Linked DNA regions of Homo sapiens: regions 1, 2, 3, 4, 5 and 7 are each linked to region 6. A link is a contact called in ENCODE Hi-C or POLR2A ChIA-PET data. All regions are on one chromosome and are shown on one strand. The core of a region is the stretch at or near the end of the contact, and the rest is flanking DNA. Distances in the headings are between cores, read along the strand shown. Region 1 has its middle 22 kb from the start of LINC01348. Region 2 overlaps NID1 (nidogen 1). Region 3 overlaps LINC02768 (long intergenic non-protein coding RNA 2768). Region 4 has its middle 24 kb from the start of LINC01348. Region 5 has its middle 31 kb from the start of LINC03108. Region 6 holds the start of B3GALNT2 (beta-1,3-N-acetylgalactosaminyltransferase 2). Region 7 overlaps LINC02768 (long intergenic non-protein coding RNA 2768).

Region 1 (4,251 bases), core at 669-3,168, 460 kb after region 6:
TTTGAGACAAAGTCTCTCGCTCTGTTGCCCAGGCTGGAATGCAGTGGTGTGATCTCGGCTGACTGCAACACCGTCTCCTGGGTTTAAGCAAATCTCCTGCCTCGGCCTCCCGAGTAGCTGGGATCACAAGCACCCGCCACCACACCTAATTTTTGTACTTTTAGTAGAGACAGGGTTTCACCATGTTGGCCAGTCTGGTCTTGAACTGCTGACCTCAAGTGATCCGCCCGCCTCGGCCTCCCAAAGCGCTGGGATTACAGGCATGAGCCGCTGCACCCAGCCACATATTCACAGCTTCTATTTGAAGGATCTCAAAACCACAGGGAGTGCAGCAGTGCACACCAGCCCTCTCCCCCACCTCCCTTTCCCCACACTCACATTCCTTCCCTTATGCCCCAATCACTGGCTTAGTCAGAAAGACCATTTTAACCTGAGAGTAAACGAAGGAAAGGGATACACAGTCTACTGGCTTCTGTCGCCTCACATTTTAATAGAGGCTTCAAGCAACAATTACCTATGGGATATGTCTGAGAGGCACTACAGAAAGGGGCAGAATTATCTACCAGCTTGATAAATGATACATCTCTCAGGACTTTTGGAGGAGAACCAGCTCCATGCTGCAGGAGCCGTGTGGAGCTGGGCTTTACTGCCAGGGCCTTGTCCTGGATGCTGGAAGGAACCAGAAGATTCAAAGTAGAGTCAGGGTCCTGGCCACCAGTGCAAGGCAGGCCACATGACCATCGACACTGCCACCATTGCCACCAGCCCCAGTGCAGCCCTGGGAAGGAGCTTGTTTTCTCCTCCTGGGGGACTGCTGCTCTGGTAGGAGACCAGAGGCAAGAGGAGTCCATTCCGGGCTGTGGGGTACCTGCCCTGTCTCCCTCACAGAGTGCCGTAAAACAAAGCAGCATCATGCATAAGCCCATGTTTCCAGCAGTTTATCAGAGCCTCAGATGTGTGGTGTAGATCCCATCGCCTTGAGGCTCAGGAGAACCAGCAAGCGTGTAGTGCCCTGGGCGGGGTCCCAGCTGACCATGATCCCCATCTCTGGCATCTTTTTTATGGGTCTCCCCTTGTTTTTTTTTTTTTTTCAGACAGAGTCTCGCTCTTGTCGCCCAGGCTGGAGTGTAGTGGCGCGATCTTGGCTCACTGCAACCTCCGCCTCCTGGGTTCAAGCGATTCTCCTGCCTCAGCCTCCTGAGTAGCTGGAATTATAGGCACCCACCACCACCACGCCCAGCTAATTTTTGTACTTTTAGTAGAGATAGGTTTTGCCATGTTGGCCAAGCTGGTCTTGAACTCCTGATCTCAGGTGATCTGCCTGCCTCGGCCTCCCAAAATGCTGGGATTACAGGCATGAGCCACCGCACCAGGCCTGGTGTTTTTTTTTTTTTTTTTTTTTTTTTGGAGACAGAGTCTCACTCTGTCACCTAAGCCAGAGTGCAATGGCATGATGTCGGCTCACTGCAACCTCCGCTTCCTGGGTTCAAGCGATTCTTGTGTTTCAGCCTCCCAAGTAGCTGGGACTAAAGACATGAGCCACCACGCCCAGCTAATTTTTTTGTATTTTTAGTAGAGGCAGGGTTTTCGTCATGTTGACCAGGCCAGTCTTGAACTCCTGACTTCAGGCGATCCGCCCGCCTTGGCCTCCCAAAGTGCTGGGATTACAGGGGTGAGCCACTGCGCCCGGCTGCCCTTGGTTTTAATGTGGACGCCTTGTGCTTTTTGCTCAGTATTCCTGGCCCCGGTGATCACAGGGGTTGTGAATTATGGATACAGCAGCAACTGTTTTTAATCTCCCATGAAACAAAACCAGTGTGTCTTCTGCCCCGGAGGCCGCGGGTGAGGAAGGGATGGCAGCTGCTGCGATATGGCTGCCTCGGGCTGACGTCAATGCGAGTCATTCCAGGCCAAAGACTCCACTCAGGAAGCTTAAAAGTGATACTGAAAACAGATTTGCATGTTTTCCTTTCACGGGAACTTGGCTCCTCTCAGTTCCACTGAAGATGTTTTCACCAGCCTGTGTGCAACCGGTGTGTGGAACGAGCACAGCTTGCAATGCAATTGGAAGGCGACTTTAGCTTTTGTCCTGTGCTGCCCCTCTGAAGTTTATTCAGCCGGATTCATGTTCCCAGACCCTGGCAGGCTTGGACTTTTCTGCTCCTCTTAGGAAATAGTCTGTCTGATGGTTGCTTTAAATGGAAACAAAACAAAACAAAACAAAACAAACAAAAAAAACCAGTCTCCATTTGGAATTTCAATGTCCAGGCCAAGATATTAGTCAAAACTTCAAACCATTCTTCTTGCTCCAGCTGAGGCTGCTTAGGGCTGGAAGTCTGCATGGGAAAGGGATGAGGCTGGCTTCTGTCCTTTCCTGTGGCTCCTTGTGCCCCTTCTCCCAAGGTTGGAGCTGGGTGAGGGGTTTTAGGGCCCAGGACAGCTCTCACCCGAGTAGGTGCATGGGCAGCTTGCTGTGCATCCTTTGGGTCTGGCTGTGGTTGAAAGCTGCCCTCTCTCCTGCCGGGGCTCCCATGTGGGTCTGCACTTCCTGGAGTCTCTTATTGGTGATCATTTGAGACTCTTTGCTTTGGTCCCTTGGGTTTACCTCGAGCTTTTTGCTGCTAGGGTTTCTGCCCCTCCAGGTGGTCTTATAGGTCAGGCCCCTAGCAGACCTCATGCTGGTTACCTCTCTGTGTGGCTTCAGCTGGTTCTGACCCTCTTGTGTGGCTTGCCCCCGCAAGCTCTGGGAGGGAGGCCAACCCCAACCCACTGCATGCTCCTGGTTCTGGCATCAAAGCAGGCAGGGCCAGACATGGTGGCTCACTCCTGTAAACCCAGCACTTCGGGAAGCTGAGGAGGGAGGATCACTTGAGGCCGAGAGTTCAAGATCAGCAACATAGTGAGACCCCATGTCATTACAAAAATAAATATTATTATTTTTGAGACGGAGTCTCACTCTGTTGCCCAGGCTGGAGTACAGCGGTGCGATCTCAGCTCACTGCAACCTCCACCTCCTGGGTTCAAGCAATCCTCTTACCTCAGCCTCCTGAGTAGCTGGGATTACAGGCATACGCCACCATGCCCAGCTAATTTTTGTACTTTTAGTGGAGATGGGGTTTTGCCATGTTGGCCAGGCTGGTCTTGAACTCCTGACCTCAAGTGATCAGCCTGCCTCTGCCTCCCAAAGTGCTGAGATTACAGCCTTGAGCCACTGTGCCCAGTCCACACACACAAAAATTTATTTAAAAAAACCAGGCAGGACCAGGTGTGGTGGCTCATGCCCAAAATCCCAGCACTTTGGGAGGCTGAGGCTTGTGGATCACCTAAGGTCAGGATTTCGAGACCAGCGTGATCAACATGGTGAAACTCCATCTCTACTAAAATACAATATTAGCTGGGTGTGGTGGCACATGCCTGTAATCCCAACTACTTGGGAGGCTGAGGCAGGAGAATTGCTCGAACCCAGGAGGCTGAGGCAGGAGAATTGCCTGAACCCAGGAGGCAGAGGTTGCAGTGAGCCGAGATTGTGCCATTGCACTCCAGCATGGGCAACAAGAGTGAAACTCTGTCTCATAAATAAATAAATAAATAAATAAAATAATTTAAAAAGCAGGCAGTAGTCATCCTGTACATTAGTTCCCTGTGGTTCTCTAACAAATTACGACAAATTACGATGCTTAACACAGAAATTTATTCTTTCACAGTCCTGGAGGACGGAAGTCTAAAACCACGATCAGGGGGCTGAAATCAAGGTGTGGGCACAGCCCTGCTCCTTCCGCGGCTGTCGAGAGAATCCCCAGCTTGCTGATTCCGGCTCGTGGTGTCTGCCGACAACCTTTGGCCTGTGGCCGCATCACTCAGTCCCCACCTCTGCGTCACATCACCGTCTCCTCTGCATTGGGCAAACCTCCCTTTACCCCTCTCTTGTAGGGAAATGGCTAACTGCATTTAGGGTTCATGTAATCTCATTTAGGGCTAATCCCGGATAATCTCCCCATCCAGAGATCCTTCATTTAATCACATTGGCAAAGACCCTCTTTCCAAATAAGGCCACATTTATAGGCTCCAGGGGTTAGGCCTGACACGGTTGGGGCTTTCATCAGCCTCCTGCAGCCTGACACCCACCGTCTGGATTTCCTGGATGGTAAGGGCTCTGGCCTTCTCTGCCATCAGTGAGAGGGAATCCCAGGGTGAGCTCTCTGAGAAGCTTTGTGGAAACCCACGAATTTGAGGTGAGGGGAGGCCCCCACT
Region 2 (3,755 bases), core at 227-2,726, 500 kb before region 6:
GGCCCTGGGAGTAGCTGCCTCTGTAGTGGGGCGTGGACTCTGTGCAGGAAGATGCTGAATAAATAGCACCTTCCCAAACAAGTTCCATTCTGAGTAGCCCATGGGTTCTCCCACGGTTGCATGTCGTCTCTTTCCAGAGAGTCTTGACATCTGTGAGCACCTCCCCTCTCTCCACTCTATTGAGTATATGAGAGGCTACAATTGTCATTTATTTGAATGAACACAGAGAAACCAATTTAATCAAGCAAGGGAATGGAATGCAAATCCAAGGTCAAGAATGTACTTTCTTCTTAGTTCTCCTTCTTGTAAACCAAAAAGTATCTGAGACAGGTCTCAATCAATTTAACAATTTATTTTGCCCAAGTTAAGGAGATGCCTGTGACACAGCCTCAGGAGGTCCTGATGTCGTATGCCCAAGGTGGTCAGGCTACAGCTTGGTTTTATAGATCTTAGGGAGACATAAGACATCAATCAATACAGGTAAGATGTATGTTGGTTTGGTCCAGAAAGGTGGGACAACTGGGAGCCAAGTGTAGGAGGGAGAGCTTCCAGGTCATAGGCAGATTCAAAGATTTTCTGATTGTCAATTGGTTGAGTTATTATCTAAAAACCTGGAACCAATAGAAAGGAATGTCTGGGTTATGATAAGGGCTTGTGGAGACCAAGGTTTAGTCATGCAGATGAAGCCTCCAGGTAGGCGGCTTCAGAGAGAACAGATTGTAGATGTTTCTTATCAGACTTAAAGAGTCTGTTCTGCCAGGTTTTGTTGTTGCTGTTGTTGTTGTTGTTGTTTTAATTGAGATAGAGTCTCGCTCTGTCACCCAGGCTGGAGTGCAGTGGCGCAATCTCAGCTCACTGCAACCTCCACTCCCTGGGTTCAAGAGATTCTCGTGCCTCAGCCTCCCAAATAGCTAGGATTACAGGCGCCCATCACCACGCCCAGCTAATTTTTGTATTTTTAGTAGAGATGGGGTCTCACCACATTGGCCAGGCTGGTCTCAAACTCCTGACCTCAAGTGATCCACCCGCCTCAGCCTCCCAAAGCGCTGGGATTACAGGCGAGAGCCACAGGGCCCGGCCTGTTCTTTCAGTCTTAAGGTCCATGTTGATGTTAATGGTAATGAGACGTGGCCAACCCTCCCCTTCCTCTCATGGCCTGAAGTAGTTTCATAGGTTGACTTTGGAATGCCCTCGGCTGAGAGGAGGGGTCCATTCCGATGGTAGGCGGACTTGGAATTTTATTTTTGGTTTACACTCTGTTTCATTTTCCTCTCATTCTCTTTGTCCCCCCACCTTGAGAAAAGTCACCCCAGACTTCCTGCCACTCCTCAGATAAGTATCAGGTCTTGAATGCTTTCTTCCCTAGCAGCTCGAACTAGATGAGTAAGAAGACGCTTGTCTGAGTCATCAATGTATCAACCAGAAACAAGCTCAGGAAATGCGTCTTTAGCATCCCCACTACCCCCACCCCATCCACCAGGCCTTTAATGGAAAGTTTCCCATGGGGGCCAGGGACACTCAGCAGGGGACTCTCCCTAGAGCCCCTGGGCTGCTCCCACTGTCTGCTGGCCCAGAAAGTCCACCGAGATCACAGCTTTTTATAAACTCACTTGAGATTCTATTTCCTGAGTACAGTTGAGGTTCCCCCTCCTTTTTACAAGTTCAAGATACAGTACTTCAAAGTTCCACTGTAAATTCTAGAGCCCTTGAGATTTTCTATGCTGACCAAATACTTTGTTAACACAACTCTGTCGGCCACATAAAATGGAACAACGCTTACTGCATGAAAAGTTTTGTTTGGTTGACAGCACACAGGACACCAGTTTTGTTTTCTAACTGGAAAAGCACCACCACATGCAGATGTGATTGGTAGGAAAATGGGGCTCTGGATGCACAGGTAATTTTGGTGAATGAGCTAAGGTACTGTGTGTACATCGCTGTTGTCGTAACAGGTTCAATGTGAGGGAGCCGTCTAAGCACTGGCAATGTGGACGCCAGATGCCAGACCAGAAGGGCGGGGCTAGACCACAAACCCAGAGACCTAGGTTCTCGTTAGAACTGAGCCACCAACCAGTGCTGTGGCCTGAAGGAGTCTCTGAGCCACCAACCAGTGCTGTGGCCTGAAGGAGTCTCAACTTCTCTGAGTTTCAGTTTTCTCATTTGGTGTAAAAACTGCAGTTGCTTATCACATAGGATTGCAATGAGAATCAAATGAAACATATCTGTGAATGGAAACAGCTTATATGAAAACTCTAAAACCCTATGCCAACGTAAAATTTTGTGGAAGTAAACACGTTTTACATTCAAGAGTGAACAAAACCAGATTTTTTTTTTTTGAGACAGAGTTTTGCTCTTGTCGTCCAGGCTGGAGTGCAATGTCACAATCTTGGCTCACTGCAACCTCTGCCTCCTGGGTTCAAATGATTCTCCAGCCTCAGCCTCCCGAGTAGCTGGGATTACAGGCACCCGCCACCACACCCAGCTAGTTTTTGTACTTTTAGTACAGACGGGGTTTCTCCATGTTGGCCAGGCTGGTCTCAAACTCCTGACCTCAGGTGATCCACCCACCTCGGCCTCCCAAAGTGCTGGGATTACAGGCGTGAACCAACGTGCCCAGCCAGACATTTTTTATTCTAACCAGATGGCTTGCTTGTATCTTTGTTTGGTGCTTCCTACTTCAAATGTTTTGTTTTGTTTTTTATATTAATTAGCCTCTGGGACAAAAGAAAAGCATGCATGGTTTTGTCTTGCTGGGTTCAACAAATACTTTTCTGGCATGCTAACTGCTTCTCACCAAGGGAGCAACCACGTTAAGCAAACCAACATGAGAACTGGCAACACAGACAAAGGTACTTCAAATATTCACTGGCAACACACTTATGGAATGTCACTGTGTCTGCTTTGCGAGGATCCAGTCGCAAATGAACATCTGGGTGCAGAGCTCGAAATGTCTCTGTGTGCCTTGTCTCGTCACCTCCCACTGACTCCTCAAACAGTCCTGTGAGATCTGTTATTACTGCCATCCCTGTTCCACTGCTGCAGGAGGCACAGCTTAATCTGTATCATTGACATGTACAAGGTGACACCAGAAGTAATGGAACTGAGGCCAGGCATGGTGGCTCATACCTGTAATCCCAGCACTTTGGGAGGCCGAGGTGGGTGGATCACCTGAGGTCAGGAGTTCGAGACCAGCCTGGCCAACATAGTGAAACCCCGTCTCTACCAAAAAAATTCAAAATTAGCCAGACATGGTGGTGGGCACCTGTAGTCTCAGCTACTCAGGAGGCTGAGACAGGAGAACTGCTTGAACCCAGGAGGCAGAGGTTGCAGTGAGCTGAGATCAGGCCACTTCACTCCAGCCTGTGCAAGACAGAGTGAGACTCTAATTTAAAAAAAAAAAAAAAAAAAAAGTAATGGAACTGAGAGTCAAAAACATTCCCAGGTGCAAAATTCTGAGAAATATATAATATTCTAGTCTATGTGATTACAGTATATTTTTTATTATTAATTAACATTTTAGTATATATTAATTAATGTACACATGTGTAAACATATATACAAATAAGTACATATTTCCCCTTAACATAACTGGTAATGCCTAGAGCAGGGGTTGGCAACTACAGTCCCCATAGGCCAAATCTGGCCCACTGTTTGTTTTTGTAAATGAAGTTTTATTGGGAAAGCCACACTCATTCATTGAGGTATGAAACATGGTTGCTTTCATGCTACAACCACAGAGTTGCGTAGTCGTAACA
Region 3 (4,019 bases), core at 359-2,858, 430 kb before region 6:
GCATTTGGGACTAGGTCTGCCAGTGAGCCTCCAAGCTTCTCCCTCTGCCCCATGAGGCTGTCTCAGGGCAGCACAGCCTGCAAATCTGCCACTGCCAGGGGGCAGCAGGGGCAAGCATGGTGGCAAGAGGCAGTGGGCAGGCGTGAGGCAGCCTCTACCAGCCTGTGGCCACCTTCACTGGATCACACAGCTCTGGTTCCCAGTTCAGCTCCATTATCTACTGTATATGTGACCTTTGGGCAAGTTGCTTTATTCTCTGAAGCTGTTTCCCCATCTGTGAAATGCGACTAATAATATCATAACAGTAAGCCCTTCGCAGAGTGGTTGTAAGGATTCTGTGGGCCAGCGCATGTAAAGCCTCCATTGCAAGGCTGGAACTAGAGCCCATTCTTGGAAATTCTTAGTTATTAACATTCTTCTCTTTTTTGCTTTCCTGAAATGACTGCCAAACTCAACTTAGTCCCAGCACATCATTCTGCATGTTCAGAACATGCCTAAGCAAACTACAGGCAGGCTACTGGCAACCTCTGCCAAAGGATACCTGTGGCTTTCACTTTTTTTTTTTTTCTTTTTTCGAGATGGAGTCTGGCTCTGTCACCCAGGCTGGAATGCAGTGGTGCGATCTCACCTCACTGCAAACTCCGTCTCCCAAGTTCAAGCGATTCTCCTCCCTCAGCTCCCCAAGTAGCTGGTATTACAGGCCCCCACCATCACACTGGCTAATTTTTGAATTTTTAGTAGAGATGGGGTTTCACCATGTTGACCAGGCTGGTCTCGAACTCCTGACCTCAAGTGAGCCGCCCGCCTTGGCCTCCCAAAGTGCTGGGATTACAGGCATGAGCCACCGCACCTGGCCGGCTTTCACTTTTTAAACACACCACACCTGACTCTTCCTGATCAGCCCCCAGGATCAGGGGTTACAGAATGCTCTAGTACAAACCTCACCTGATCATGTTTCCATGCAAGAACAAGAGGAAACCCAACGCTATTCTGTGGATCTCTTCTCTGCAAAGCTATTGAAATGCTGGCGTTTATTTTTCAATGTGCTGTGCTCAGGACAGCTTCTTTTTTCTACACATTTGACATAGAATCACATAAGGAACGGAGTCAAAACCCCAGGGAGAAAGGGTGTGTGCTCACTCGTGTGTGTGTGATTGTGTGTACATGTGTGTGTTGCAGGTGATCTTATTCTAGGTGGTTGCTGAGTTTCCATCTCCAGATTTTCATGGCACCTTTAGCTCAACTCAGCCCAGGCCGAGTAGGTTTGCCAATGTCTGTGCCTGATGTTGGCAGGATGGCTTTGGCAGGAATTGTGAGCACAGTTTTGAAACCTGTACTTATCAGATGGCACCGGATTGCAGTGTGGCAATAATTACAGGACAATTCAGAGTTTTGCCGGGACAAAGGGTGGAGCAACTCTTTGCGGTTGAGATTGCAGAGCAGCCAAAACTGCCCCACCTGCGGTGTGGTGGGGAATGAGGGAAGGACGGGCCCCCAGGAAGAGCAGGGCGCACAGCTGCAAGTGTCTACACTTGAATGCCTACCTCAAAAGCACAAGCAAACAAGGGTAACCCCTGGGGCTGTCCCCACGGAGATCTGCATAGGATGCTAAATTGTGAACCCCTTGCAATTAGGGACCATGCCTAATTCATCTTGTTCTCCCAGAAACTGGTAGTAGGGCCTGCCCAGAGTAGCTGTTCAATAAGTATTCATAAAATAAAATAAAAGCTTTCACATCTTTTTGCAATGCAGCCAGCTAAAATGAACACCAGATCTTAAGCACTCTTAAATGCCACCTTATTGGTTTCTTGTTTTGTGTGTGTGTATGTGTGTGTGTGTGTGTGTGTGTGTTTTAGACAAGAGTCTCACTCTGCTGCCCAGGCTGGAGTGCAGTGGTGCGATCTCAGCTCACTGCAACCTCCACCTCCCGGGTTCACGCCATTCTCCTGCCTCTGCCTCCTGAGTAGCTGGGACTACAGGCACCCACCACCACGCCCGGCTAATTTTTGTATTTTTAGTAGAGACAAGGTTTCACCATGTTGGCCAGGCTGGTCTGGAACTCCTAATCTCAGGTGATCCACCAAATGCTGGGATTACAGGCATGAGCCACTGCACCAGCCCCTTATTGGCTTCTGATCTCTTTCTTTTTTTTCCTTCCCTTTAGGATTGTAAACTGCAGTTTCCTCCCAGATGCTATTTACACACACGTTTTGCCAGCTTAGTACTGTGTCCCTGTTCGCATCGGTGTAGCACTCACACACCTGCAAAGTGCCTCTAACGATTCATTCTTCATCTCAGTCTTCAAAGCAAGGTCGTTGGGGCATCTCTAGTCTCCACTGCAGGCTGCAGGTGGGAGTTAGAGAGAGTGTGAGAAAGTTCAGTTGTCCAGGGAGAAGAGCGAAGGGACCCATCTCTCTCTTGCCACCTGGGGTTCAGTCTTTCTTCACCCGCTAAGTCAAACTCCCTGAAGCTTAACAAAACAAGAGTGATTTCTTCTGCTCTCTTTCGCATCTGGTCTTCTAGATCATTTTGTTCTTCCAAGTAGCTCCTGACAAGCTGCAATTCATTTTAGGCAGATACAAGTTGCATGAGCCCGAGGTGCTGAGTCTTGCGTCCCTGGCAAACTTTTCAAACTGAGTTTGACGTTGACGCCTTTCTTTAGAATGAGCACTTGTGTTTGCCACCTGAATCAAACATTATTATGAACATGTATTTACACACAGAATATTAATCTTAAAAATTCCTCCCAATGTTTTATCCAGTTTGGAGCCAAAGAAGTTCATTCTCTGTGTGTGTTTATTTCTCTCTCTTGATAAACCGCATTTATCAGAGGAAGTTTGTCTTTTTAGTCGTTGTCGTGCAAAAAATAGTAACCGAGTGACTATTCCTCTTATAAACTAAAAAAAAAAAAAATCCAAACACCTCCCCACCCGCCCCAACAAATGACTGAACGGACTGTCCTCTTGGTCAAGGGGATCCAAGCAAACCTGAAAAACTAGCTCAGGCCATGTGGGAAGGGAGGGTTGGACGTGCCCCATTTACCCTCCTCCCTTTGGAGTTTAGGCACAGCTGACCAGCATTAACATGCCATTAACGCTCTTAAGACTGATAAAACAGACTCTTTGTAACAATAAGATACCAAATTCCAACCTGACTCTGGTATAACATCACATGACAGATAGCAGGCCTTGAAGGAAATTGGTTTACACCCCCCACAAAAAACAAAAACAAAAAAAAACAACAACAACTATATATATGTGTGTGTGTGTGTGTGTGTGTGTGTGTGTGTGTGTGTGTTCTTTTTTTAGCAACCTTGGGCAAATTACGTAGCCCATGTCGCCCTGATGACCTCTGTAGAATCGTTGCGAGGATTAAATGACTCCATTTATGTAAAGCTCACAGAATAATGCCAGGGACTATGGTAATCACTCAGAAAAAAAAAATGCAAGCTGGTGGGGCATAGTGGCTCACGCCTGTAATCCCAGCTCTTTGGGAGGCCAAGGCAGGCGGATCACGAGGTCAAGAGATCGAGACCATCCTGGCCAACATGGTGAAATCCCATCTCTAATAAAAATAAAAAAATTAGCTGGGCATGGTGGCGTGCGTGCTCCTGTAGTCCAAGCTACTCGGGAGGCTGAGACAGGAGAATGGCTTGAACCTGGGAGGTGGAGGTTGCAGTGAGCCGAGATTATGCCATTGTGCTCCAGCCTGGGTGACAGAGCAAGACTCCGTCTCAAAAAAAAAAAAAAAAAAAGCAAGCTAATATCACTTGAAAGATGGAGATGATAATGCCTACCTGATAGGAAAGTCGTGAGGAAGATTAACATTTAAACATCCAGCACATACTAGGTCTAACTCAGTAATGCTTCCATCCTTCCACTCTTGTGACTTGGATATACCTGGAACATTGACTTATCAGGAGTATCTACAGAAGTGGATAATGTGGGTGAGGGTTAGAGCAAATGAAAGGTGTTGTCACTCATAGAAGCTATGGTCCCAGGTGCTCTCAGCCCCTCATT
Region 4 (3,993 bases), core at 944-3,443, 410 kb after region 6:
GTCAGGGTGGTCTCGAACTCCTGACCTCAGGTCATCTGCCCGCCTCCGCCTCCCAAAGTGCTGAGATTACAGGCGTGAGCCACCGTGCCTGGCCACACGTGGAAAAAACATTCTGATCTGGCTGGGCGCGGTGGCTCACGCCTGTAATCCCAGCACTTTGGGAGGCCGAGGCGGGCGGATCACGAGGTCAGGAGATCAAGACCACCCTGGCTAACACGGTGAAACCCCATCTGTACTAAAAATACAAAAAAAAAAACAAACAAAAACAACAACAACAAAGAAAACATTAGCCGGGCGTGGTGGCGGGCCCCTGTAGTCCCAGCTACTGGGGAGGCTGAGGCAGGAGAATGGCTTGAACCTGGGAGGAGGAGCTTGCAGTGAGCCGAGATCGCGCCACTGCACTCCAGCCTGGGCGACAGAGTGAGACTCCGTCTCAAACAAAAACAAAAACAAAAAACCAAAACATTCTGATCCATGAACCTTTGGATTTCTCTGGGAGGAAACAGGTCTCTGCTCCAGCACTTCGCACTTATTATGGGGCTCTTGGGAGAAGGCAAGAGGGAGAGATGGAGGATGTTGGTCTCCATGCAGGATCACGGCTGCCGGGCACGGTGGCTCACGCCTGTAATCCCAGCACTTTGGGAGGCCGAGGCGGGCAGGTTGCCTGAGCTCAGGAGTTCGAGACCAGCCTAGACAACAGGGTGAAACCCCGTCTCTACTAAAATATAAAAAATTAGCTGGGCACGGTGGCGTGTGCCTGTAGTCCCAGCTACTCGGGAGGCTGAGGCAGGAGAATTGCTTGAATCCAGGAGGCAGAGGATGCAGTGAGCTGAGCGCCGCCTGGACGACAGAGTGAGACTCCATCTCCAAAAAACAAACAAACAATAAAAAAGATCACGGCTTCTCTGGAACAACAGCTCAAGCTGTGTGTGTGATAGTTAACTTTATGTGTCAACTGGGAGGGTGTTTTTGTATGAGATCAACATTACAGCCAGGCATGGTGGTGCACACCTGTAATCCTAGCTACTTGGGAGGCTGAAGTGGGAGGATTGCTTGGGGCCAAGAGTTTGAGGCTGCATTGAACTATGATTGTGCCACTGCACTCTAGCCTGAGCAACATAGCAGGATCTCATTTTATATTTAAAAAAATCCCAAAACATATTGGTAAACTCTGAGTAAAGCAGAGGCCCTCTCTAATGTCGGTGGGTCTCATCCAATCAGTTGAAGATCTAAGTAGAACAAAAAGACTGGCCTTCCCAAGCGAGGGAAGTTATCCGGCAGAACGCCCTGGGACTTCTCTGCACCTTCCGCTCTCCTGGGTCTGGACTGTGCTGGCCCACGCCTTGGGTTTAGGACCTGCCAGCCTCCACAATCACGAGCCCATTCCTCAACGTGAAACTCTTCCTCTCTCTACACACATCCTGTTGGTTTTGTTTCCCTGGAGAACTGTAATACAGCATGTCCCGCTGATCCTGGCTTATTTGTACCAGATCTTAGACTTTCAGTCAAGGGGCCCTCATAGATAAACTGCTTCAATCTTCCAGGAAACCCCTATACCAAAAACTCATGCTGCTCGGCCCGCCTCTCAGCGCCTTCTTGGTGTGCTTGGGCGCCATCTAGTGCCTACCGCAGGCACTGCGATGACCTACCCGCCTCTTTCATCTCTATCATCACCGGTTTAATTCCTTAAGCACATATTAGTAGACCTCCATATTCGTGTGCATCATTCGCTCTTCTGTTCGCTCAACAAACATTTAGCGAAGGTTTGTTTATGCACAAGGCATTGCCACAGATGCAAGACCGCCCAGCAGGTGGCTTCTCCCCTTTGTGGAACTCACAGATCAGCTGGAGACAGGGAATAAATGCAGATTACAGTCAGGTGAGAGCAGGGCCACGCGGAAAGCATGATAAAGAGCTCAGGAGCTAAGGGGGTGAGCAAGGGGGACTGCGGGGAGGGCCACTGTCGATGCAGTGTTTACTGCGTTCCAGGCGTGGAGTGGGCTCTGGACACACAGGGGTGACCGTCACTCCCCGTAGCAGCATCCAGCCTGCTGGGGCCTCCTCTCCCCTGCTTGCATTCGGATTGCGCTCTAGGACAGTTCGTGATGGTCCCCAGGCCACAGCACCGAGAATGACTTCCTTGCATTTGCCAGAGTGTGGCAGTGGTTCTTCAAAAATCAGGCTCTGCACTTGGAAGCTCCAGGCGAGACACTTGGGCTGCAGCTCCTGAGGGCTGCCTTGCTGGGAAGGGGTGGGGACGTCCCGCCGGGGATCAAGGTGAAGGTGGGTGTGTGGCCGGATCCCTGCTTGTTTCCTGCTCCCTAGGGCCTAACTCCTCACCCCTCACTCTGCTGAGAATTGATGAGGAGGAAACAAGGGGAAGGCTTTGGGTCCTCGTACCCCTGTTGTCCAGGCTCCCGCCCCGTTCGGACGACCAGCGCTTCCCGGCTCCCCGTCATGCTTCCCCATGGGACTCCAGTCAGCAAGGATCCCGCTGAGTTCACACGTGCTCAGGGAGTGGCCCTGAGACTTGGGTGCTCCTTCCCATGAGGCTGACTGTGCTGGCGAAGCCACTGTAAGCCAGTAGTAATGATCACTCCGGGCCTACTGTGTGCTAGATGCTGAGTGCTGTTACTTAAGTCACCTCTAACCCTCTAACCTTTTTTTTTTTTTTTTTTTTTTTTTTTTTGAGACAGAGTTTCACTCTTGTTGCCCAGGCTGGAGTGCTGTGGCACAATCTCGGCTCACTGCAACCTCCGCCTCGCGGGTTCAAGTGATTCTCCTGCCTCAGCCTCCTGAGTAGCTGGGATTACAGGCATGTGCCACCATGCCCGGCTAATTTTGTATTTTTAGTAGAGATGGGGTTTCTCCATGTTGGTCAGACTGGTCTTGAACTCCCGACCTCAGGTGATCTGCCCGCCGCGGCCTCCCAAAGTGCTAGGATTACAGGCGTGAGCCACCGCGCCCGGGCAGTCACCTCTAACCCTTCTAAACCTTTCTAGGTGGTGTTCTTGTTTCACACGGATGTGGCAATTGGCTCAGAGGGTTGAGGTCATTAACAGGAGAAGTGAGGCGGGGGCGGTGGCTCAGGCCTGTAATCCCAGCACTTTGGGAGGCCAAGGCAGGTGGATCACTTGAAGTCAGGAGTTTAAGACCAGCCTGGTCAACATAGTGAAACCCCATCTCTACTAAAAATACAAAAGTTAGCCGGGCGTGGTGGCGCGCGCCTGTAGTCCCAGCTGCTCGGGAGGCTGAGGCAGGAGAATCGCTTGAACCCGGGAGGCGGAGGTTGCAAGATCACACCACTGCACTCCAGCCTGGGGGACAGAGCAAGACTCCGTCTCAAAAAAACAAAACAAAACAAAAAAACCCCAGCAGAAGTGAGCATGGAGCTGACTGAGGTTGGCCTGGTTCCAAGTCCCTGTCCTCATATACCCATTCCTGCTGCCCAAGCAGGCAGTTGTGGTGGATGGGAGAAGGCAGGGGGGTTCCTTGCGAGCTTATGGCTTCTCTCTCTCTCTCTCTTTTGAGATAGGGTCTTGCTCTGTTACCCAGGCTGGAGTGCAGGGGCACCATCATAGATTGTTGCAGCCTCCAACACCTGGTCTCAAGTGATCCTCCCACCTCAGCCTCTCGAGTAGCTGGGACTACAGGCATGCACCACCATGCCCGGCTAATTTTTAGATTTTTTGTAGAGATGGGATCTTGCTATGTTGTCCGGGCTGGTCTTGAACTCCTGGCCTCAAACAATCCTCCCGCCTTGACCTCCGAGGTGCTGGGATTACAGGCGTGAGCTACCATGCCTGTATTGCATCTCTTTTTTTTTTTGAGACGGAGTCTTGCTCTCGTCAACCAGGCTGGAGTGCAATGGCGCAATCTCAGCTCACTGCAGCCTCCACCTCCCGGATTTAAGCGATTCTCCTGCCTCAGCCTCCTGAGTAGCTGGGTTTACAGGCACGTGTCACCGTGCCCGGCTAATTTTTGTATTTTTAG
Region 5 (4,054 bases), core at 903-3,402, 490 kb after region 6:
GTACAACACATATATGAGTCCATTTAATCCTTATGGCAATCCTGGCAGGAAGGCCACTGAAGCAAGAGAGGTCCGGGGACAATATGGCCTTCCAAAGGACCCAGAACCAGTGAGGGGAAGGCTGACATTCAACTCCAGATTGGTTTTTGTTTTCATTTTTCTCTTCCTCTTGAATGCTGAGACTGGTCCTGCATCTGTGATGTATGGAAGAGGGATTCAGTTGGCTTTGCTAAGCAGTGTTTTCCTCTCCCCCGCCCTTCTTCCCTTCTTTTCAGATTTAATGAATTTCTGGCCTTCTTTGAAGGTTTTCTGGGTCACATGCTTTCTAGTTGCTATTGTGGAATAGTAAATGAGGCCTAGTTTTGCTTGTGGCAGATCCTGCTCTCTGGACACAGAGTTCCTGGTGGAGCAGTCTAATCTGGGTTGCTGGGTTGGTCGATGGTCCCCCAGACTGACCCTTCTGTCCCTGGGGTTGTCAGGGATTTTCTTGGCTGCAGATTCCTGCCCCAGTGGAGGCAGCTCTGAGCAGGCAAGCAGGAGCTAGCAGGCCTGTGCATTCTCTGAATGGCCAGAAGGGTCCTTTTGAAGGTTTTTCTTTATTTTCCTGAGTGTGGCCACCAGTGGAGTGTCCTGGAGAGCCCCAGGGGTGCAGTTCAGCAGCAGGACAGTCAGTCCCCCATCGGCATGGAGATGGAGTGTTCTGTGTGTGGATTGACCCTCTGGCGTCGTTGTTCCTGTTCAAACATTGCCTGTTTCTCTAAGGGGAAACATGAGCATTGGCGTTTCCTTTCTGGGTTGGAGGTGGAGAATTTCATCCCCACCCTACTCTGCGGATTCATTCCGTTTTAGTTGTCTGGCTTTGCCCGGGGCAGAGGCTGCTGACTGGTGAAAGCACCCTCTGAAAGCAAGTTTTTTGTTTTCTACTGTCCTCTGACCTTGGGACGGGCTATGATAGTCCTCAAAACCCTCACAAGCATGGTTTCCATGAGAGCCTTGCAACATTCCCTTGAGCCGGGCAGGGCAGGCAGCCATGTGGACATTTTAGAGATGAGGAAAGTGGGGCTGTGGCCAGACTCTTTGCGGCCAGACTCTTTCTGGCCAGGTTGTTCCACCTGGCTCTCCGGCTCGAGTCTGTCCAGCTTTCAGTCCTGCTGGTCTGTCTGCATAGGGGCTGCTTCTAGAAGACCAGGCGAGAGGATGTGGGTATGAGGGAGGAGCTGAGGCGCACAGGAAGAGCAGATGGCCTGTCTCTCTCCAGTATCTGCTAGTCACTACCTGGAAACCAGCAATGATGATGTAACCACAAGCATTATTCAGTGATGGCCGCCTTCCTTGTGTGGGTGGGACCGCAACACCGCCTGGGCTGGGGAATCCCATTGGTGACAACACAGCATCCTTTTGAGCTGACGCGGCAACAGATGCCCCAGACCAGCTCTGCGTCTGACAGCATCTCTGTGAAGCGTGTGCAGGGGACAGCAGACATCAGAGCTCTCCTGTAAATCACCTCCGCAAAGGCTCTTTGTGGTCGATTCACTGATGACTCATTTATAATCTGGTTTCAACATTGTGAGTCAAAATGCACCACTTTCATTAAAAATAACATTCACTGGGGTCTAACGGCTTTCTTTTTTCTGTTTTTTACTGTACTGTGTGGTTTCTGGATGGGAAGCTGTCAGATGGCAGGCGAGGTGTTCCGAGGGACTTGAGCATAATCGTGCAACGACTCAGGTGTGGATTGAACAAATAGTCCCGAATACCTGCTGTGGGTCCTGCAGACTTCTGGGCCATGGAAGTGTGTGGGTAGTCGGCGTGGGTGTGTGTGGGGGTGTGTGCAAGTATCAGGATCACCTGGGATGCTTGTTAAAAATACAGATTCCTGGGCTTCACCCCATATCTCTGAGGGTGGGGCCTTGTCAAATTCCTCAGGAGCTTTTTAGGTACAATAGAGTCAAGAGCCTTGACTCTGGGTGAGAGAGAATGGGAACTCCCTTCAAGCAGACCCTCCCTACAAACGGAGCAACCAGAGGAGAGGCAGGTCGACTGCAAGGCTGAGAGGGGTGGATGGGGGAGGTGAGAGAGGAAAAGGCAGGGGCGGGGGAACACCCGAGGTGGAGCGGGCCAACAGAGTCCCCATGGGAGAGTTGACTAAAAGCCCCGGCTTGATGCAAGGAACCCACAGTCTTTCTGGTTTGGGGACCAAATCTTGGGCATCCCCTACTTCCTTGGTTAAAAAAATTAAACATACAGAAACGGTTTAGTGGGCATTCTGCAGGGTAAAAAGCCCCTGCTGCATGGCCATGTTTTTATATTTTATGTTCTTTAGCAATGTTAGAAACTTCACTGGGAAAAGCACTTTAAAAAGATATAGTTGAGGGGAATGGGACGTGGGGAGTTATTGTTGAATGGGTGCAGAGTTTCAATTTTACAAGATGAAAGTGCCTGGAGATGGTTAGCGGCGATGGCTGTATAGCAGTGGGAATGCATGTCACACCACTGAACAACGTGCTTAAAAATGGTTACGATGGAGGCCAGGCACGGTGGCTGACACGTGTAATCCCAGCACTTTGGGTGGCGGAGGCGGGCTGATCACTTGAGGTCAGGAGTTTTGAGACCAGTCTGGCTAACATGGTGAAACCCTGTCTCTACTAAAAATACAAAAATTAGCCAGGCATGGTGGCGGGCACCTGTAATCCCAGCTACTCGGGAGGCTGAGGCAGGAGAATCACTTGAAACCCAGAGACGGAGTTTGCAGTGAGCTGAGATCGCACCACTGAACTCCAGCCTGGGTGACAGAGTGAGACGCTGTCTCAAAAAAAAAAGGTTAAGATGGTAAATTTTCTGTTATGTGTATTTTACTTACTACAATTTTTAAAAAATTGGAAAAAGAAAGATATGGTTGAGTCTGACTTGGATGAAAGTCTACAGGCCTCCTGCTGATGGTCTCAGCGGCTCCTGGGAAACTACCGTTTGTTTCAGCCATCTGTAACTTGATTTGTTGTTCAGAAGTTTGCCAAGACTTCTCCATGCAAAGCCAGGTGTAAGTTTAACCTGAGCCACGTGGGTCCCCCCACCTTTCCGCCTCCGATGGATCTTCTCTCCAAGGGCTCCGGTGCTCAGGCCCTCATAGCATGGGAAATCAGAAGGGATGTTTGGGTGGGAGGCTTGGCATGGAGGGTGGACATTTTGCTACAGATGGCCTTGCCCTCACGGAAGGCCATTGTTATTCCGCGTCTGCCCCCTGGCCGGGTCCAGCCACCTGAGCCTTCCTGAGCTCCCAGCTCTCAGTTGCAGCCAGCGCCCAACGCCTTCCTGCGGCACCTCCACAGACCTCGCCTCTTTGCCCTGACTCCTCTCATTCTCTGTTTTCCAGACTATCCCCAAGCCCTGCCTGTGGCTGCCTCCTCCCTCCATAGCATCCCTGCTCTGCCATGGCTCCCCTATTTGGGACAAGACCTTTGTGTGGGCCTCAAGATGTAGGCAGGTCTCTGCTCAGTGGCCCAGCTTTTGGTCGACACCTGCAAATGTGTCTAAAACTCATCTCAACCTCTTCCCCAACACCAGTCTTCCCTTTGATCCCACCCTCCATCTGCTCTTCTCTCAGCATTCCTGAGAGTTTCTGCAAGTTGCCCCAGCCAGAAACCAGGGTGCCAGGCATCACTCTTCCTGCCCGGTTCCCAGCTCCCACCAGCAGTGCCTCCTTGGCAGCTCTAGAATCCCCACTGCCTCTGGTCTAGTTCATGCCTCCATCACTTCTTCTCTGGACCACTGCAGTAGTCTCCTAAGTGACTGTAGCCATCTGAATAGTGGCCCCAAAGATATCAAGTGCCAATCGCCGGAAAACAGTGAATGTTACGCTACGTGGGAAAGTTTTTGCCAATATGATTAAGTTAAGGAATTCAAAAAAAATTATAAAATTGTGATAAATATATAACATAGACTTGACCAGTTTATTCATCTAAGTGCAGAGTTCAGTGGCATTAAGTATATTCCTATGTTGTGTGACCATCACCACCGTCCATCTCTAGAGCTCTTTTTGTCTTGCAGAACTGAAACT
Region 6 (3,829 bases), core at 1,163-3,662:
TACAGGAATTACTGTCTTGCAATCTTCACTCACTTTAGTCATGAGATTATTAGGGGACAGTAGAAAACAGGTAAGTGGAAAGGTCACTGGTCCTATGAACAAGTACTATAGACAGCTCCCACTCTGATGTGATTTGAAGGATGTTACAAAGTTATTCAAAACTATTTTTGTTACAAGCTTGTCAGAGAGCCAGTGAAAAACTTCCCCTCTAGGTTGTTAAGTGAAACAACACCTTGATTATTTAATATATTCGGATGACTTATGTTTATTCTTCCCTTTAGTGCTCATTGTAACTTTGAACAGTTGTTTAAATACTGCTAGTTGATACTGCAATCTGTGTCATTTCAATCCCACACTCACAATTCCCCTACCCGGCCCTAATTGTTATATTTTCCAGAGCAGGAATAACCTTCTAACATGCTGGTTGAGTATATTTCTTTATTATGTCTATAGTCTGCGCCCTACTCCCCATCAACACAGGATAGGGATCTTTATTTTGTTCACTGGTGTATCTAAAGTACCTACAAAAGTGTCTGGTACATAATAGACACTCAATAAGTATTTGTCGAATGACTAGCTCTGCTGAAATGAGGGATTAGTCCTCTTTTTAGGATAACTCATTCTAATTCACAAAATGAAAATTTTACAATATCAACAGAGGCCATTTACTACCTTTCCTGAGGATAAAAATAGTATACTTTTTCTGGCAACCAATTATTACTTTCTTGCCTTTTCTTTTTATTTTTTTTTTGTTTGTTTGTTTGTTTTTGAGACAGAGTCTCGTTCTGTCACCCAGGCTGGAGTGCAATGGCGCGATCTCGGCTCACTGCAACCTCCGCCTCCTGGGTTCAAGCGATCCTCCTGCCTCAGCCTCCTGAGTAGCTGGGACTACAGGTGCCCACCACTACGCCAGACTAATTTTTGTATTTTTAGTAGAGACAGGGTTTCACCATGTTACCCAGGCTAGTCTCGAACTCCTGCCCTCAAGTGATCCGCCCACCTCGGCCTCCCAAAGTGCTGGGATTACACGCATGAGCCACGGCGAGCCAAAGTACTTTTTTCCCTTAAGCCTGTTTGAGTTGGGTCTTCTGTCATCCAAGACTTTTTTTCAATAATACAGTCACCTTCTGTTTCCACACTTGTGGAAACTTAAAAAAAAAAAAAAAAAAACCGCGGCCGAGCGCGGTGGCTCACGCCTGTAATCCAAGCATTTTGGGAGGCCGAGGCGGGCGGATCACCTGAGGTCAGGAGCTGGAGACCAGCCTGGCCAACATGGCGAAACCTCGTCTCTACAAAAAAAATACAAAAATTAGCTGGGCGCAGTGGCGGGCGCCTGTAATCCCAGCCACTCAGGAGGCTGAGGCAGGAGAATCGCTTGAACCCAGGAGGCGGAGGTTGCAGCGAGCCGAGATCGCGCCATTGCACTACAGCTTGGGTGACAGAGTGAGACTCCGTCTCAAAAACAAAAGCAGAAACAAAAACCGCCCCATAGCCCAGCCGCTCGTTCTCATCCTTCTCTCCCATCCTCACCCCAGTGCCTTCACCGCCCCGTCCCCGCTTTCCGGCTGCCTCGGCGCGGGCCTGGTGGGCCAGGAGGGCTCCCACCCGGGGCAAAGCCTCAAGACGCGGGGCCGGCGTTCTCCCTGGAAGGCTCGCTGCGGCCACCCTTCCCCAGGTCCCCGGAGCCCACGTTCTCCCAGCTCGCCCGGCTCCCGTTTCGCTCCCAGCTCCAGTATGAACCCGGAGCACGTGCAGTTCTACCCTGATTGGCTCGTCATCATCGTGTTCCACAGCCTAGTCCCCAGCTCGCTGTCTGTCACCCTGCGTTCCCAGAGCACAGAACCGGGCAAAGAGCCGGGAACCCACGGCACCAGAGCTAATCCCTGATGAGTCACCGCTCCAGGCGCGGACACTCGGGCTTCCTCGCCCCACTCTACGGGCCAAGGAGACGTCAGCAGGATCCCACCTCCCACAGCAGTCGAGCAAGAGAGCACGCGGAACAAAGGAGCTCTGCGTGATTTCACACAAGAGCCACTCGGATTTCCTTCAAATCTGAGGCAAAGCGCATTTCCCTTCGCGGCTCCGGGCAGCCTCCGAGCACCGGGTCTCCGGCACTACCTCCCCTGGGCCGTGGGGTGGCAGCAAACGTCAAGGGGGATGCGCATGCTCTGTGTGGGGCCTCGCCCTTCGCCCCCGCGGCCGCCGAGTGACGGAAGCGCGTGCTTAGGCTCATGGGAAATGTGGTTTCTAAACCGCGGGCGCCCCCTGCCTGGGCCCAGAGCGGGACTTCAGCTCCCGGCCGGCTGGCTGGCGCGTGTGGAAACGCGGGAGGAGAGGGCGGGGCGAGTGGGAGAAAAGGTGGGCGGAGCCGGTGGGAAGGCCAGGCGGAGGGGGCGGGGCTTCGGCCGGCTAAGCCGCGGCCACCCGCGGTCTGAGGGACCGGAGGAGCGGGGCCGGGAGCTGCGAGGAGCCCCCCAGACGTCGCCGAGCGCGAGGGCGGGCGTGCTCGGAGTGGTCGCTCGTCAGCCGCCGCCCCTCAGTCTCCGCACTTGCAGGTCCCCTCCCTCTCCGCCGGGACGCGGGAGAGCCCGGCTCGCGGCGGGGGCGGCCAATGCGAAACTGGCTGGTGCTGCTGTGCCCGTGTGTGCTCGGGGCCGCGCTGCACCTCTGGCTGCGGCTGCGCTCCCCGCCGCCCGCCTGCGCCTCCGGGGCCGGCCCTGCAGGTGAGGTCCTGGGGCCGGGCGGGTTGGCGGCCGCCGGGGGGGTGGGAGGCCCGGCTTGGTGCCGCGGGGCTTCGCCGGGAATTGTTGGAGGCGGGGGAAGGGCCAAACGCGACGGTCCCCAGACGAAACAAACGGCTCTTTTCATCCTTGGAGCGTTAACATCGGGCAAACTTGAGGGAGCTTTTCTCTTTTCGTGTCCCCGCCTCTTCTCACTTCCCCGTTTCCCTTAACGCCCGCAGAGCCGGCGCCCGCAGTTGCAAGTCCTTCGCCTGTCCCCAGGCCTGGTTAGTGATGTCCGACGCCGCCCGTTCGCCCGGGAGCGGAACCTCGTGTGCCCTTCAGCCGCCAGCGCTTTCTGCTTTGGGAGCTCTGGCTCTGAAGTTGTTTTCTTCCCCCCCAAGTTGTTGGTCTTTCTCGGTCAAGACTGGGGTTTTAGTGCCGTGGATAATGTGTGTGCGTGTTTTCAAAGGTGGCTCGGTTTTGCTTTTAAGGAATAACTTTGCTGTAAGAATATACTGTAGTTCGTATTCTTGGATTATGATGTAAGTCGGTTAAACAAATCTAGACATGAAATAGGGCATGGCCGAGAGTTGGAGTTGTTCCTGTGAGTTTGGATCGCATAACCTGCTAATGCAGTTTACATGGAAATATCAAATTCTTTAACGATCGTGTCCATTTGCTCTAAAACTTAATCTCTCGTAGGAATGAAACCTTTGTTCTTGTTTCGCGTCACAGCCTAATAGAATGCTTTACTTACGGTGCCCAGCGGATTGTTTTGTTAGTGGGTTCCACCACCCTGAACACTACTTTAGCTTTCCCTGTATCTCTTGTCTTCTTCTTTAAGGGCTTGCCCTAGAACATGAAAGAAACCTAGAAAGCTCTTTTAAATATTATGTAATACTTAATTTTGTAACTATACTGGGACTTTTTTCCCTTACCATCTCTCCCCAAAACAGCTGTTTTCTAATCCAAAAGTTCTTAAAATTAGAATTGAGTGTTTGCAGTTCAGCACTCTATGCCTTATAAGTAGAAAGTATTCGGCAATCCTCAAAACAGTCTCAGTTATATGAAATTATGTTGAGGTTATTTTGGTAACAATCTCTTTT
Region 7 (4,087 bases), core at 1,433-3,932, 450 kb before region 6:
GGCATCCGATAACCACAACTTTGCTGTTCTGAATAAGGCAAATGGGCCAAGGGTCAAAAAGATAGATGGATTATAGTCCTTTGATGTCACCTGTATTAATATAGTGCCAGTCTTAGTATTTGATAGGGTGCTGAGGGAATGGGGAGGAATCTTAATAAGTATTCTAAAATTAGCTCTTAGAAACCTGGAGTTACATTTTGTTGGTTGCTTTGGTCAAGCAAAATAAAGGATAATATATAGCTTTTGTAGGTACCCTCTGGCCCCTCCTCCCAGCCTGTTTCCACCCCTCCTTCCCGCCTGTTTCCACCCCTCCTTCCCCACCTCCTCATCCCCCATGAAATAAACATTATAGTAGCACTCAACTGTTAGGACATCTCAAACTTTCCATCCAAATGCTCTTTAGGGCAAAAGAGCTGAATTGTACCCCCTTAGGGAGGGGACAGTGGAGGGGAGCTGTAGGAGGGTACCTGTGGAAGGCATGGGGACATATCAAAAGCTAGATATTCCTGTGACGTGTCGTGGTTTATCTTTTAAAAATCTGCATGAATCTTGCATTAAACTCTGTAGTAATATAAAGTTTCAAATGTCCCATTTTAACTCCTTAACCATGTGTTGTGGTGAGACCTCCAGCTTTGTTCCTTTTACTCGATTGCTTTGGCTATCCAGGGTCTTTTGCATTTCCACATGAATTTTAAGATTGTTTACTCCCACTTCTGTGAAGAACATTATGGGTATTTTGATAGGGATTGCATTGAATCTCTAGACCTCTGGGTAATATGGACATTTAAATACTATTAGTACTTCCAATCCATGAATATGGGATAGTTTTCCATGTATTTGTGTTAATTATCTGTTATGGGTTGACTTGTGTTCCCCCAAAAAGATATTTTGAAGCCCTAATCCCAGTACCTCAGAATGTCATATTTGGATTAAGGTGTTTGCAGATGTAGCTGAGTTAAGATGAGGTCATTAGGATGGACCTTAATACAATATGACCGGTGTCCTTATTAAAAAGGAGTGAAAAGCCTGCTGGGATTTTGATAGGGATTGTGTTGCATCTACAGGTCACTCTGGGGAGATTTGCCATCTTAATAACATTGAGGCTTCCAATCCATGAACATGGACTGTTTCTCCATTTATTTAAGAAGGGCTATAATTCCTAAGCAACTATTACACTCAGGCCCTTAGCCTAAATCACATATGGTGTGCCATTTACTGATGTGGCATCTGAGGCCACAGACGTTAGGAAGACTATGAAGATGACACATGGCTAGCATGCTGGGATTCGAGGCTCCATCTGTGTGACGCTGTTTCCACTTCATCCTGTTGCTTCTTCTCACTGTTAAGGTGGCTGACAGCGCCCCAGCTATCTCTAGTTTAGGGCACTTCACTGGCATAACTGGTTGTCTTAAAAAAGAGAAGAGAGATTGATTGCAAACAAAAGAGAGATTGGATTCTCTATAGTGACCTGGAAATATGTTCAAGATACAGACGTAAGTGAGTAAGGAAGTCACAGAACTGTGTATATTTTATGGCCTATTTTTATACAAACAAAGACTTATGTGTATTTGCACTTAGGGAAGGCCTGGAAGACGATCCAAGAAATTCTTAACAGTGACTCTCTCCAGGGAGGATAACAGTGATCATGGTCAGATTAATGAGGACTTTGACTTTTCATCTTACATTATTGTCTATAGTCATTAGGATATTTTACTATAAGCAGCTGGACGTGGTGGCTCATGCCTGTAATCCCAGCACTTTGGGAGGTTGAGGTGGGAGGATCATTTGAGCCCAGGAATTTGAGAATAGCCTGGGCAACATAGTGAGACCCTGTCTCTACAAAAAATCTAAAAATTAGCAAGGCGTGGTGGCTTACACCTGTAGTCCTAGCTACTAAGGAGGCTGAGGTAAGAGGATGGTTTAATCAGAGGCTGAGGTGGGAGAATGACTTGAGCCCAGGAGTTTGAGTCTGCAGCAAGCTATGATTGTGCCACTGCACTGGGTGCAAAAAAAAAATTAGAAAAAAAAAATATATATATATGACTATAAACATGCATTTCCCCCTTACGCAGGAGTATCCAATCTTTTGGCTTCCCTCGGCCACATCAGAAGAAGAATTGTCTTGGGCCACATATAAAATACACTAACGCTAACGATACTGATGTATTGCAAAACAATCTTATAATATTTTAAGAAAGTTTACGAATTTGCACTGGGCCACATCCAAAGTCATCCTGGGTCACATGTGGCCTGCAGGCTATGGGTTAGACAAGCTTGCATTGAAAGAATCGAGTTGGGTGGTAATGGGGTAAGATTTTCCCATATTGCCAATTGTAGAACCTCGAAAATGGGAAGTTGTCTGGTTCCGCTTCACAACCGTAGTGACTGTGGAGTAACAGCCTTCTGAGAATGCACCTTGCAGGAATGAGAGCAGAGGAGGAAGTTGCACACAAGCACATGCACATATGCACCTGAGGGAACACACCTGTATCTGTCATTCCCCAGGGCTGAGTGGAGCTGCTGCCCGAAGACTAGGCTGCCAGCTGTTCCTCTGGGGTGCGTAGGCCACTTACCCCATCTCCAGAGCCACTCACCCATGGCTGCTGCGGGCCTTGCAGCAGTTCCTGTTTGGGGATGAAGGTAGCCTGTGAAAGTGACAAAGAGGAAGCTGTGGCTGCAACAGTGAGAGCATGGTGTGGGGGGGCCCCCTGCCCTTTGCCCTCTAGTAATGGGATTCTCCTGGGCACCTGTGCAAATGGCTCAGCAGGAGACGGAACGCTCCCTAGTGGAGACCATGGAGTAGGTGAGATCTTCATACTGATTCTCCTTCTCCCTTCTCCTGTTATTGCCCCTTACCCAACAACCTTCCCCGTCCCCTCCACACCCCACCCTTCCCTCCACTGGGGTGCTTGTTTTTGAGTTGGAGTCTCGCTCTGTTACCCAGGCTGGAGTGCAGTGGCATGATCATAGCTTACTGCAGCCTTGAATTCCTGGGCTCAAACAATCCTCCAACCTCATTCCCTTGAGTCACTGGGACTACAGACACAGGCCACTATGCCTCTGTTTTTTTTTTTTTTTTCTTCTAACTTTTGTAGAGACAGGGTCTCCCTATGTTGCCCACACTGGAGATTGGGGCATTTTCACACTGCATTGAAATGACCACCTCCCAAACTGGCCTGTGAGTGTTTTGAAGGTAGGGACTCTTCTCACTGATCTTTGCTTTCCTGATACCTAGAATCATACTGGGTACATAGCAGGCACCTCATAAATATTGGTTGGATGAATAGAAGGATGGAGCTAAAGCAATGAAAGCTGACATATTTCCACCCAAAACAAATGTTCCTCCATTCCAAACTCTCTCCCATTGCCTAGATGTGGCCTCACATCTCAGTCTGCTTTCCAGTGAGTATATTCCTCTGCACACACACAAGCACACCGTGGGAGACACCGGTGTTGTCCTCACTGGTCCTCCTAAACATCCAAATGCATAGCAGCCTGTGAGAACAAGACAAGCCACAGGCCAGGAGAAAATATTTGCAAAACACATGTCTGATGACTGATGTCCAAAATATGCCAAGAACTCTTATACTCAACCATAAGAAAAGAGATGGCCTAATTAGAAAATGAGCAAAAGATCTGAACAGATACTTCACCAAAAAAGATATACAGATGGCAAGTAAGCATAGGTAAAGAGGCTTAACATCAAATGTCATTCAGAAATTATGAATTAAGTCAACAGTGAGATACAACTGCACACTTATTAGAACAGCTCAAATTCAAAACACTGAGAATGTCAAACATACTGAGAAACCAAGAACCCTGAGAACATGCTGGTGAGGATGGGAGCCACAGAAACTCTCATTCATTGCTGATGGGAATGCAACGTGGTGCAGCCACTTCGGAGCACAGTGTGATCATTTCTTGCAAAGCTAAATACAGTCTTGCCATAAGATCCAGCAATCATGCTCCTTGGTATTTACTCAAATGAGTTAAAAACTTACAACTACACAAAAAACTGCACACAGATGTTTATAGCAGCTTTATTCATAATTACCAAAACCTGGAGACAATCAAGATGTCTTTAAGC

Evidence for each region. Hi-C counts contacts between places; a loop is a spot of excess contacts on that map. ChIA-PET counts read pairs that join two places held with the same protein, here RNA polymerase II (POLR2A). Pooled maps may share reads with other maps.
Region 1: a loop to region 6 is called in a pooled map, with 4 times the contacts of the local background. The contact joins the enhancer-like site here to the promoter of B3GALNT2 in region 6. A Hi-C loop is called at or near these places in 1 of 50 pooled maps. POLR2A ChIA-PET finds 5 or more read pairs at or near these places in 3 of 52 experiments (MCF 10A, OCI-LY7 and WTC11).
Region 2: a pooled map shows a loop between it and region 6 (10-fold over the local background). The contact joins the enhancer-like site here to the promoter of B3GALNT2 in region 6. A Hi-C loop is called at or near these places in 3 of 37 single-sample maps with no recorded cell type and 13 of 50 pooled maps. POLR2A ChIA-PET finds 5 or more read pairs at or near these places in 6 of 52 experiments (CD4-positive, alpha-beta T cell, CD4-positive, alpha-beta memory T cell, MCF 10A and 3 more).
Region 3: a map of PC-9 shows a loop between it and region 6 (4-fold over the local background). The contact joins the enhancer-like site here to the promoter of B3GALNT2 in region 6. A Hi-C loop is called at or near these places in 2 of 168 maps with a recorded cell type or tissue (MCF 10A and PC-9) and 3 of 50 pooled maps. POLR2A ChIA-PET finds 5 or more read pairs at or near these places in 7 of 52 experiments (BJ, GM12878, HEK293 and 4 more).
Region 4: a map of mammary epithelial cell shows a loop between it and region 6 (31-fold over the local background). The contact joins the enhancer-like site here to the promoter of B3GALNT2 in region 6. A Hi-C loop is called at or near these places in 11 of 168 maps with a recorded cell type or tissue (CD4-positive, alpha-beta T cell, GM12878, K562 and 7 more), 34 of 37 single-sample maps with no recorded cell type and 18 of 50 pooled maps. POLR2A ChIA-PET finds 5 or more read pairs at or near these places in 14 of 52 experiments (A549, AG04449, GM10248 and 9 more).
Region 5: a pooled map shows a loop between it and region 6 (8-fold over the local background). The contact joins the enhancer-like site here to the promoter of B3GALNT2 in region 6. A Hi-C loop is called at or near these places in 1 of 37 single-sample maps with no recorded cell type and 10 of 50 pooled maps. POLR2A ChIA-PET finds 5 or more read pairs at or near these places in 2 of 52 experiments (OCI-LY7 and activated CD4-positive, alpha-beta memory T cell).
Region 7: a loop to region 6 is called in a map of B cell, with 8 times the contacts of the local background. The contact joins the enhancer-like site here to the promoter of B3GALNT2 in region 6. A Hi-C loop is called at or near these places in 8 of 168 maps with a recorded cell type or tissue (B cell, GM12878, MCF 10A and 5 more), 11 of 37 single-sample maps with no recorded cell type and 12 of 50 pooled maps. POLR2A ChIA-PET finds 5 or more read pairs at or near these places in 7 of 52 experiments (BJ, GM12878, HEK293 and 4 more).

Annotation. Positions count from the first base shown.
Region 1 is chr1:235,045,963-235,050,213 of GRCh38, reverse strand. No RefSeq gene overlaps it. Among named protein-coding and RNA genes, the nearest start is that of LINC01348, 22 kb to the left of the region's middle. RefSeq lists enhancers at 1,778-2,072, 2,786-2,835. Within about 2 kb of position 1,918, at least 29 of the 41 ENCODE cell types and tissues checked have a DNase peak (open chromatin) inside an H3K27ac peak, as active enhancers do.
Region 2 is chr1:235,997,257-236,001,011 of GRCh38, reverse strand. The region is part of intron 12 of NID1 (nidogen 1); the gene reads left to right. Among named protein-coding and RNA genes, the nearest start is that of LINC02768, 27 kb to the right of the region's middle. RefSeq lists enhancers at 1,526-1,595, 1,636-1,685, 587-1,786. Within about 2 kb of position 1,476, at least 13 of the 41 ENCODE cell types and tissues checked have a DNase peak (open chromatin) inside an H3K27ac peak, as active enhancers do; they include CD4-positive, alpha-beta T cell, where a contact is called at or near this core.
Region 3 is chr1:235,929,725-235,933,743 of GRCh38, reverse strand. The region is part of intron 2 of LINC02768 (long intergenic non-protein coding RNA 2768); the gene reads left to right. The region is part of intron 2 of LOC105373215 (a long non-coding RNA gene); the gene reads right to left. Among named protein-coding and RNA genes, the nearest start is that of LINC02768, 41 kb to the left of the region's middle. Within about 2 kb of position 1,608, at least 8 of the 41 ENCODE cell types and tissues checked have a DNase peak (open chromatin) inside an H3K27ac peak, as active enhancers do; they include PC-9, where a contact is called at or near this core.
Region 4 is chr1:235,091,636-235,095,628 of GRCh38, reverse strand. No RefSeq gene overlaps it. Among named protein-coding and RNA genes, the nearest start is that of LINC01348, 24 kb to the right of the region's middle. RefSeq lists enhancers at 1,589-1,748, 1,714-2,297. Within about 2 kb of position 2,193, at least 5 of the 41 ENCODE cell types and tissues checked have a DNase peak (open chromatin) inside an H3K27ac peak, as active enhancers do.
Region 5 is chr1:235,009,354-235,013,407 of GRCh38, reverse strand. No RefSeq gene overlaps it. Among named protein-coding and RNA genes, the nearest start is that of LINC03108, 31 kb to the right of the region's middle. RefSeq lists enhancers at 635-814, 1,025-1,094, 761-1,261, 1,212-1,506, 1,105-1,694. Within about 2 kb of position 2,152, at least 26 of the 41 ENCODE cell types and tissues checked have a DNase peak (open chromatin) inside an H3K27ac peak, as active enhancers do; they include OCI-LY7, where a contact is called at or near this core.
Region 6 is chr1:235,503,035-235,506,863 of GRCh38, reverse strand. It overlaps B3GALNT2 (beta-1,3-N-acetylgalactosaminyltransferase 2), which reads left to right and starts at 2,412. Exons shown (of 12, transcript NM_152490.5): 1 at 2,412-2,723. The coding sequence starts at 2,612. RefSeq lists enhancers at 1,814-1,933, 1,634-2,310 and a silencer at 2,244-2,883.
Region 7 is chr1:235,953,431-235,957,517 of GRCh38, reverse strand. The region is part of intron 2 of LINC02768 (long intergenic non-protein coding RNA 2768); the gene reads left to right. LOC105373215 (a long non-coding RNA gene) reads right to left here. Exons shown (of 5, transcript XR_002958490.2): 4 at 2,486-2,645. Among named protein-coding and RNA genes, the nearest start is that of LINC02768, 17 kb to the left of the region's middle. Within about 2 kb of position 2,682, at least 9 of the 41 ENCODE cell types and tissues checked have a DNase peak (open chromatin) inside an H3K27ac peak, as active enhancers do; they include B cell and GM12878, where a contact is called at or near this core.